2 separate regions of the Homo sapiens genome follow, and region 2 is linked to region 1. A link is an interaction called in ENCODE POLR2A ChIA-PET data of the cell type or tissue named here. Cell type or tissue: MCF 10A. All regions are shown on one strand. Links, peaks and the distances in the headings refer to the core of each region. The heading gives the core; the rest is flanking DNA.

What was found. ChIA-PET counts read pairs that join two places held together with the same protein. Peaks named below come from ENCODE experiments on the same cell type or tissue, not always from the same donor. Only the 100,000 strongest peaks of a DNase experiment are listed, where the experiment ranks them.
Region 2: POLR2A ChIA-PET joins it to region 1 with 5 read pairs; 2 of 35 experiments call an interaction of 5 or more read pairs at or near these places.

The regions. Positions count from the first base shown.
Region 1 is chr5:180,152,392-180,157,764 of GRCh38, reverse strand. The region is part of intron 1 of RASGEF1C (RasGEF domain family member 1C); the gene reads left to right. Among named protein-coding and RNA genes, the nearest start is that of RASGEF1C, 54 kb to the left of the region's middle. In MCF 10A, for the core only: no CTCF peak of the experiment used is centred there; no DNase peak of the experiment used is centred there.
Region 2 is chr5:180,280,529-180,285,901 of GRCh38, reverse strand. It overlaps MAPK9 (mitogen-activated protein kinase 9), which reads left to right. Exons shown (of 12, transcript NM_002752.5): 2 at 5,294-5,373. The coding sequence starts at 5,341. Among named protein-coding and RNA genes, the nearest start is that of MAPK9, 8.9 kb to the left of the region's middle. In MCF 10A, for the core only: no CTCF peak of the experiment used is centred there; a DNase peak (open chromatin) is centred at 2,691.

The DNA.
Region 1 (5,373 bases), core at 93-5,092:
TTCATGTTCCAGAATGTGATCTAGTTGGAATCATGCAGTCTTTTCAGATTGGCTTCTTTTGCTTAGTAATATGCATTTACATTTTCTCCACGTCTTTTCATGGCTTGATACTTCATTTTTGTTGTTTTTTTTTTTTTGAGACGGAGTTTTGCTCTTGTTGCTGAGACTGGAGTGCAATGGCGCAATTTCGGCTCACTGCAACCTCCGCCTCCTGGGTTCAAGCAATTCTCCTGCCTCAGCCTCCCAAGTAGCTGGGATTACAAGCATGCGCCACCATGCCCGGCTAATTATGTATTTTTTTTTTTAGTAGAGACAGGGTTTCTCCATGTTGGTCAAGCTGGTCTCGAACTCCCGACCTCAGGTGATCCGCCCACCTCGGCCTCCCAAAGTGCTGGGATTACAGGCGTGAGCCACTGCACCCAGCCCTGATACTTCATTTCTTTTTAGCACTTGGATGGATGTACCACAGTTTATTTACCCACTCACCTGCAGAAGGACATCTTGGTTGCTTCCAAGTTTGGGCAATTATGATAATACTGCTAGAAACACCTGTGTGTAGGTTTTTATGTGGACATAAATTTTCAACTCTTTTGGGTAAATACCAAGAAATGAGATTGCTAGATTATATGGTAAGAGTATGTTTAGTTTTGTAAGAAACTGCCAAGCTGCATTGCAAAGCGCCTGTACTGTATTGCCCTCTCACCAGCAATGATGAGAATTCCTGCTGCTCCCCTTCCTTACCAGCATTTGGTGGTGACAGTGATCTGGATTTTGACCACTCTAGTAGGTGTGTAGTGGTATCTTGTTCTAATTTGCATTTCCCTGATGACATATGATGTGAAGCACCTTTGTAAATGCTTATTTTCCGTCTTATATCTTCTTTGGTCAGGTGCCTGTTAAGGTCTTTGTCTCCTTTATTAATCAGGTTGTTTGTTTTCTTATTATTAAGTTGTAAGATTTCTTTGTATGTTTTATTTTATTTACTTTTTTTTGAGACAGGGTCTCACTCTGGTTGCCCAGGCTGGAGTGCAGTGGTACGATCTCGGCTTACTGCAGCCTCAACTTCCTGGGTTCAGGTGATCCTCCCACCTCAGCCTCCCAAGTAGCTGGGACTGCAGATGCACGCCACCATGCCCAGCTAATTTTTTAGTAATTTTTAGTAGAGACAGGATCTCACCATGTTGCCCAGGCTGGTCTTGAACTGCTGGACTCAAGCACTCTGCATGCTCAGCTTCCCAAAGTGCTAGGATTACAGGTGTGAGCCACCATGCCTGGCCCTTTATATATTTTCGATAACAGTTCTTTATCACAGAGGTCCAGCGCTTGGTTCCCACCTCGGCCCTGCCAGGCACCAACTGTGCTGAGCCCAGTGTTTCCGAAGACTCCCTTTCAACCCTGCTCACGACTTCCCCCGGAGGGGCCTTGTCAGCTCCCAGAGAAGCGGGAATCAGACCACAGCCTGGAGACTGATCCGCTCACCTCCTGGAGCCTCCGTCCAGCAGGGGCAGTGCCGTCCTCTCCTTGCACCATCAGCATGCACCTGCCCTCTGCTGTCAAACTAGGCAGGGTATTTGGGGATAAATACACAGGTGGAACTACAAAGAAAAGTAAGGGAACAATTAGCACAAAAGTCAGCATGGTCTTGTCTAGAGGTTAGGGGGATGAGGAGTGGGACCGGTTGAGGAAGATGCATTAGGGATTTTAAGGTACTGGTAACGCTCTTTTTATTAGCCTGGGTCCTGGGAACAGATGTTCATGCTGTAATAATAATAATAGTAATTGTCTCGAAGCAAAGCCCAGGCTTTGCTCTAATTGGATAACCTGGTCACTTGCTTGCTCAGCAGTGAGGGGGGGACAGTGCCCTCTTGGCCAGGACTCCGGTTCCCACCCTGACTCAGGCTTCAGCCAACGGGGAGAAGTTCCTGAAGGGAAGGCAGCATGCGGGTTGGGAGGTGAAACAAACCCCTTCACTGTGGCTTGGGGAGTGACTGGGCTGTGCCTCTCCTTGTAGAAGTATGTTCTCAGGACGTAATTGAGAACGTGGGCCAAGAGTAAGGGACAGGATGGAAGACGGAGCGGGAGAGAGGCTGACTTGCCCTCTTGGGAGAGCTCTATATTTAGTGGCCAATCTGCCGTGGGTCTTGGTGCTGTCGCCTCGCATCCAACAGATTGCCTGCAAGCCGGGCCCTGAGCAATCAGAAACAAGAGCTTCCTGAGGGAGACAGCGGGATCTGTCAGCAGGAGTTGAAGGCCATATGGAGCCCAAAAATAACTCAGGCCAATCCTCCCCTCACAGCCAAGCGCGTTGCCCTCCTGAAGGCAAGGCCAGGTGCATTCTCAGCCTCCGCAAGCAGATCTGGGCTCGGCCTAGGGAGGCTGCAGTTCCCCCACAGCGTCCCTTCAGACATCAGGGAGCAGGCAGGAGTCCTTCATGGGACCCAAATGGAAATGAAATGTGTGTCCAGGCTCCAGGCTCTTCCAAGGAGAGAGAAAAGGAGGACCACAGAGGCTTTCAGAGCCTAGACGTGATGCTACCACTGCTCGGGGCAGCCAGACATGAGCTAGCATAGTCCAGACCCATACTCAGGGTTGGGGGCTTTCCTCCCTTGAGGTTTCTGTGCAAGGTGGGGAAGGGCTGGGCTGTGGTCTGAGGCCTCTCCTTCAGCTCAGTCCATCAGGGCTGCCCAGAAGCTCCCTGCCTCCTGGAGGCTTCCAAGAGTCACACTGTGGCTTCAAGTACTCAGGTTGTCCCCCAGCTCCCAGTGCCAGCACCTGGCTTTCCTGCTGAACCTTCAGGCCAAGTCTGTCTTCCACTCAGGCTGTACCAATTCCCCCTCAAAGGTCCAGGGCCAGGAGCTGGGCCTGGAGTCAAGAGTCCAGGGTGGGCCGGGCGTGGTGGCTCATGCCTGTAATCCCAGCCCTTTGGGAGGCTGAGGCGGGTGGATCACGAGGTCGGGAGATCGAGACCATCCTGGCTAACACAGTGAAACCCTGTCTCTACTAAAAATACAAAAAAAATGGGCAGGCGTGATGGTGGGTGCCTGTAGTCCCAGCTACTCGGGAGGCTGAGGCAGGAGAATGGCGTGAACCTGGGAGGCAGAGCTTGCAGTGAGCTGAGTTTGCACCACTGCACTCCAGGCTGGGCGACAGAGCGAGACTCCATCTCAAAAAAAAAAAAAAAGAGTCCAGAGTCCAGCCCAGTCCACCAGTCAGCAGCTGGTAACTTGTCCACCCCACTTTACCCTTGAGGGTCCGGGTTTATTCAACTGTAAAGTGGGTAGTCATTTCCCTATGGTCATTTTAAGGATTAAGTGACACTGACATATGAGAACAAAAGACACTGAAGAATGATAGAGTGTATTTCTTCTTTAACTTAAGTCCCTGGAGTTCAGAACCTGTCCGGGTAAGGTGGAGCAGGTGCCTCACCCAGGAGCCTTGGAAACAGTGCTGAGTTCAGCTCCCTATCCCTTAAGGGGACAGGGACTGTCCCTGTTCCTGAAGAAGCCAGCAGAGGTAGTCCCAAGCAAAGAGGCCCATTTGACCCTTGCAACAGTGCCCGGGGCCAGCTGAGGCTCCAGACACCTGCCCAGGGGGTAGACCTGTCCTGGGCCCTGTAAGAAAACTTAGAATTCCGGCCTCTTCTCGGAGCTTCTGGGCGCCCTTCACAGAGAGAAGTAAAACTGAACAGAATCGTGGACTCTGAGAAGGCCCAGGGCTGGTCAGTTCTCTCTCATGGCAGGAGAAGGAATAAGACATAAACATCCTGGGGCTTCTGGGACACATGCTGACCAGGGGCCACATGGCCCCAGCCCCTCCCAACAAACCAACATTTGGGTTTGGAGTACGGGGACTGGGAACATCACCCCAGAGGGGCTTTCAGCTCTGTTTCCAGAGCACACCTCACCCTGATGGAGAGATAGAGCAATATAAGATACTTATTCTTACCAGTATTGTTTCTGCTAGCAAGTTCTGTCCAATGCATTATGACAAGAAAAGGGAGAAAATTTAACCACCAGAAGGGAAAAGATGAAATTACCATTAATTGTAGACATGATTGACTTCTGCAAACTCCAAGGCTATTAGAACGAATAAGATGCTATACAAAGCCATATACAAAACACAGTAGCAATAGCCAGTTAAAGATGTAATGAAGAGAAGTCAGGGAAGACGGTGGAGTAATGAGAAGAAGTCAGGGAAGACGGTGGAGTAGCAGGCATCAGGATTCCATCTCTCCATGTAGATGACAAATGAACTGGCAGAATCTGTCTGATATGACTATTTTGAAATTCTGGAGTCTATTTGAAAGCTTGCAGCTCCAGAGGAGGGCTTGGATAGTAAATCATGGTGAATTCTGGTCAATTCCAGCTCTTAACATGGTAGCAGCTAGCTATCCCCCACCCCCAAATCCCATGGCAGGCTGTGCATGTGTTTGTGGAACAGCTTACACACAGCCTGTGGGAGCCAGGGTGGGCCATAAAGACCTTGCACTCCAAATATCAATATCAGGGATCTGTGTTCTGCTGCCTCTGAGCACGGATGTGCAGACACAGAGGTGGGCCCCCATTGTATAATCTCCACTTGGTGAAAAGGCTTCCATGGGATTTAAAGAGCCAGAAACTTTAAATTCCCCACTACCTCCCCTTTAATTGTTCCCATTTTCCCCATTTGGGAGCCAGGCATTTAAGGACTAGAACATTCAAAAGCAGTAACATATGGGGACGTTTATAAAGGTACTGCAATTTCCCTGGGAAAGGTACAGCCTCAAAAAAGACCCAAGAAGACTTACCATTTATACCTTATGCTGATCCCAGTACAGAGGCAACCTATAACTTTTTTTTTTTTTTTTTTTTTTTGAGATGGGGTTTTGCTCTTGTTGCCCAGGCTGGAGTGCAGTGGCGCAATCTCGGCCCACTGCAACTTCCGCCTCTCGGGTTCAAGCAGTTCTCCTGCCTCGGCCTCCTGAGTAGCTGGGATTACAGGCGCTGCCACCACGCCCAGCTAATTTTTTGTATTTTTAGTAGAGACAGGTTTTCTTTCTTTTTTTTTTTTTAATTATACTTTAAGTTCTAGGGTACATGTGCATAACGTGCAGGTTTGTTACATATGTATACATGTGCCATGTTGGTGTGCTGCACCCATTAACTCGTCATTTAACGTTAGGTATATCTCCTAATGCTATCCCTCCCCCCTCCCCCCACCCCACAACAGGCCCCGGTGTGTGATGTTCCCCTTCCTGTGTCCATGTGTTCTCATTGTTCAATTCCCACCTATGAGTGAGAACATGCAGTGTTTGGCTTTTTGTCCTTGCGATAGTTTGCTGAGAATGATGGTTGCCAGCTTCATCCATGTCCCTTCAAAAGACATGAACTCTTC
Region 2 (5,373 bases), core at 202-5,201, 130 kb before region 1:
TTTCACCATGTTAGCCAGGATGGTCTCCGTCTCCTGACCTCGTGATCCACACGCCACAGCCTCCCAAAGTGCTGGGATTACAGGTGTGAGCCACCGCACCCGGCCAGATTTTTACTATTATTATTATTATTATTGTTTAATATAGAGTTGAAGCCTCACCATGTTGCCCAGGCTGGTCTGGAACTCTTGGGCTTAAGTGATCCTCCCACCTTCGGCCTCCCACAGTGCTGGGATTACAAGTGTGAGCCATCTTGCCCAGCTGGAAAACAGAACAATTTAATGAAAAAAATGTCGGCAGCAAGCATTGAGACAGAGGGTGATTGTGAGAATCTGCTTTTAATCACAATAGTTAGTTGATTTAAATATCGCATGTCCTGGGTACTCTGAAGCTTTAGTGTGATGAAAGGTTCACTTGAGTCTGTGGATCACTGAATCGTTGTCATCGTTAGAGGAAAAAGTGTTTTGGTAGGTTTTGGTAGGGGGAGTCAGCAAGGTGAAATGTGCAGGACTGTGTGCTGGTCCTGGCCAGCCCATGTGCAAATAGCTTCACTTTCTAAAGGGATATCAGAATGGTGCTTTGGGAGGAACTTGAATATTGTGGTGAAACACTCCTAAATTCAAATCTGAGCCATGCTGGGAATTTGGACAACTTCCTTACTGGACAACTTCCTCTAAGCCTCAGTTTCCTCATTTGCAGAGCGGGGATAGTAATATGCTTCTCACTAGTTGTTATAAGGGTGTTGATAAATGTGTACCTCAGAGCCAGGCCCACTCTCATGCCTCTAGCCTTATCTGCCTGAAGCCCGTCTTCCATACAAGTGTCAAATGATCATTCTGCAGCTTTTCATTTAACATGTGTTGTTTAATCAGTTTTTAAATGTGAAATATGTACATTTGAAAAACAGAATAGAAAGTTATAATGGGAAGAAAGTTTCTCATTTCCCACTATTTCTCTACTTGCCAGCATTGTGTATGTGCGTGTGTATGCGTGTGTGTGTGTTTACGTAGCTGGGCATTATGTGTTCTCTTCTTCAACTTGGTGTATTTCCTTTCTGTATCTTAGACATCTTTCCACATTGATACATAAAGTCCTTGCATTCTGTTGAATGGCCTTGTTGTACTTCTGTGCCATAATTTATTCAGTCCATCCACAGTGTGCATTTTAGATTACTTCTAGTTTTTTGCCTGTTACAAGAAGTGTTACAAACATGCTTGCACAAATATGTTTGGATACTTGTACACGTATTTGTCAGATACACTTAGAGAATTGTGTTTGCCAGTTTAGGATATGCAGTTAACATTTTTATTAGCCAGATCTATATTCCATCTAAAAAAATGTTTTACCACTTCTCAGCTCTCACTGACGTGTATGAAAGTGCCTGTTTCCTCATGCCTCGGTCGATACTGTGAACAAACTTGAGCTCAGGTCTTGCCTCCTCCAGGAAACCTCCTTGTAGCGTTCCCTCCCAGTTTTGAGTTGCTCATAGCCTGGAAGGGAGGCAGACCCTACAAAGGCTGTGACAGTGCAGCCTGGCGGGCGCTGCTGAGTGCACAAGTGGCAAGGAGGGAGCCCTGTGCTGGACGGATGGTGGCAGCACAGCCTGGGAGCTGAGGGGGAGGAACCAGCACCGGCTGGTGTGGGAAGTGGAGGCAGCGAATGCAGGCTTTAGTGTATTGCTAATGTGGTTTCATGAAGAATTCTTGTACTTCCCGATTTGTAAAACTGTTTTCTGAGCCCCAGTTGATGGTCCATTTTGTTGAAATATCATCTCAATAGAGTTGACTCATGAATAGCTAAATTACACACCTTCTCAGGTGGCCTTAAGTTTCTTTCTCTTGCTCTCACAAAGCCCAAACTTGACAGAGAAGGTGGCTTTAACAGGTTTTCACTTAGGTGACTTTTTTCTCCTGCATAATAAGGGTACCTTATTTTAATTTTATAATTATTTTAAATCTTTTTGTTTGTTTGTTTTTGAGATGGAGTCTCGCTGTGGCCCAGGCTGGAGTGGCACGATCTCAGCTCACTGCAATCTCCACCTCCCGGTTCAAATGATTCTCCTGCATCAGCCTCCCAAGTAGCTGGGATTACAGGCACGCACTACCACACCCGGCTAATTTTTGTATTTTTAGTAGAGATGGGGCTTCACCATGTTGGCCAGGCTGTTCTCAAACTCCTGACCTCAAGTGATTCCCCCACGTTGGCCTCCCAAAGTGCTGGGATTACAGGTGTGAGCCACCATGCCCGGACTATTTTAAATCTTGAGATGGAATTACAATTCTAAAACCTAATATGAGTGAATATACTCCCCAAATTTAAAAAAGTTAACCTAATATTGTCATAGTCCAAATATAGGTTGAAAGCAGTTATAGCAGGGAGAGTTGCAGAGTTGGTCAGCAGGGTTGAGATTGATCTGTCAGTCCCAACGTGGACACGGGGTCCTGAATGGGGGGTGGCTCTGTGCCATGAGGTAGTTAAGGAATCCAGCTGGTGGGCAGCTTTCCATCTACAGCATGTGACTTCCATCTCTGGGTCTGTGACAGCTGATCCCTCAGCCAGCAGCAAGGAAGAAAGATTGGAGGGCAAGCAGCTTTCTGTAAAGAAAAATAAAAGTGATCTGGAAGTTGCATACATCACTTCTACCCACATCTTATTAGTCAGAACTTGGTCATCTGGCCATACCTGGCTGCTGGGAAAGCTGCCAGGCGTCGTCTCTAGTTGGGCAGCCATTTATCTAGCAGGAAGGGGAAGGAAGGCTTCTCTTATGAAAGCGAGGAAGGGAGGGATGGATCCTGGAGCACCTCAGCGCCTGTGTCGCACCTCTGATGTTTTGACGGCTTCCACAGCCCTCAGGACTGAGGCCAGACGGCTCTGCGTGGCTTCTGGGGCTCATAGTGATCTGGCCTCCTTTTCTCTCTCCAGCTTCACTCGCCCTCTACCCAGCAAGTCCCTAGTGACTTGTCACATTCCGAATGTGCCTCCGCCTCTGCTGCTTCTCCTCCCATTCCCCCAAATCTTCTTCACCCTACTGGGTTTAGGACCCTTGGTGTGCAGGGCCTCCTCCTGAGTGTGCGCTCACTGAGGGCAGGCGAGTGTCCTGGCATGGTACCTCACCATCCACAGCGGGTGCTCAGTACATGCTTGCAAGTAACTGTGTTGCTGGTGTGTTGACGGCATAGCAGAGGAACAGCCACCCTCCGTAAAGCAGGTGGTAGTGGGTGCCTGCCTTTTTGCTGAGTTGTCTCTAATCCTTTGCACTTGTACCCCGCTAGCCAAGCTCAGCAGTTCGCTGTGTCTGGACACAGTCAGTTTGAGCTCTGTGGCTCTACTGTCCATCTCTGGCAAAAGAGTCTGAGGGCGGATGCCGCCTCCTCCTTGAAGCCGTCCTTGTCTTCTGCCCCTGCCAGTGGGTAGGATCTCTTTTGCCTTTTGATTTTGTTTACATTGTGCTTATGGCCCTTACCGCACTGTGACTTGTAATATAGATAATGGACTCACTGCTCGCGCTTCTCCCCCAAATAGTGAAGTACATGTTGTTTCAAGACTGGTTGCTAGCTGACTATGGCATATCTTTTGCTATACTTACCACTTTCGTGCATAAAGGTACCCCCTAAATGTTGAGTGGAATTGTTTCAGCCTCTTGCAAACTGTAAATAAGCTAATCTTTAGAAAGGATCTTCCTTTAGATATCAGTAAAATGGAGCAGCACTGTGGGGAATCAGATCAACAAAGGTTTATTGAATGCTCACAGTGCCCCAAAGACCAGCTTCCTGTCCTCCTGTCCTTGGAGTATGAGATGCCATGAGCAAGACAGACCTGCCTCGCACCTCCTATAGCTTAGAGCACAGTGACCTGCCAGCCTGGAGAGCTCCTGAGTCCCCTTCTCACAGCAGTGTGGGCTAGGCAGGTGTTCCAGCTCACTCAGCCCTAGATTGCTCCCAGGTAACACGGGACTGAGACTCCTGCGGTGCGGGTTGTATGAGCAGCTGTTTGTCCAGCATCTAAGCGCTGTGGCGTCACTGGAGTCACTCCCTGGCTGGCACGCTAACACACCTCGGCAGGAGTGGTCAGAGTGGCAGCCACACTGCAGCCACCACCCAGAGGACGGGGAGAAGACCGTGGGGCAGTGGTCACTTGGAGAAATTATTAATTTGACTCAGTTCTTTATTTAGACTTGTTATTAATCCATTTTTTCCATGTTTAAGGAAAATCCTAGCATTTGTGTTGAAATATAAATCATCACCACAAAAATCTCATTAGGTTGACGTTAAATATTAGATACTAGAACATAAAGGCAAGGGATTTGACAGAGCTGTAGAATACATTCTGTAGTCTTAAACGGTATAGAATGTTTACCTATATGATTTTATTGTTGGCTATGTAGTTTTAAAAGACCAAAATAAATAGCTTGCTGACTTTTAAATAAGCATAACCAGACACGAGCCTAGGAACCACTTGCCAATTTGTTTGCTTGTTTTCTGTATAAAATCATCCAGGCTCCTGCAGAGCAGCAGTCTCAGCCTGTGCCTCAACCACAGAAAAGCTGCTTTCTGGGCCTGCTGGCCTACACTCAGACATAGTGGATAGACTTCCTAGTGTTACTATGATGGACTGTCAGTCACAGCAGAGTTCTTCATATACAGATCTCTACCCTGAAGTCCGGTGGTGATGTGGGACTCTGGGGCTGTGCCAGCTGATGCCAGCTCTGGGACCCACCTCCTGAGGCAGGAGCACGTGCTTGGGCACATGCAGCACACTGATGCCACCAGGCCTCTGACAGCCTGTCACTTTGGCGTATGAATCTTGCTTTTTGGTTCATCATTTCAACCAGAATCTATACACTGAGCAGAAGACTGGTCCGTTTGCTTCTCTTTAGGCATTCTAGAAGTGATCATTTTTGAAACAATGCCTCCGTCTCTAGACAGCTAGGTGTAAATGAACCATTTACACCTAGCTTGCCCACAGGGGGCAAGCTGATGAGACGCACAGAGTGATGTAGTCTTTTCATAGCCAGTAGTAATGCATACATTCTTTTCTCCAAAGGTGGTTATTTTCTAGTCCAGCCCCTTAAAGTGTGGTCTTGCTGGGCCTCAAAATTCCTTCCTTTCATAATGGTCTGGTACCACTGAAATGTCTGCATTTTTTTGTGTCTTGCTTAAGTTCAGAACTTGGTCAGATTGACTTTATCAACTTACAGCCACATTGTCTTACATACCAATAAGTTCAGAACTCTCTTACGTGAGCTGCGTATGTACTTCCGGTAAGAATGCACGTTCATTCTGTTTTTCTTTGAAGGGATCTGAAACTTGCCCACCCTTCGGGATATTGCAGGACGCTGCATCATGAGCGACAGTAAATGTGACAGTCAGTTTTAT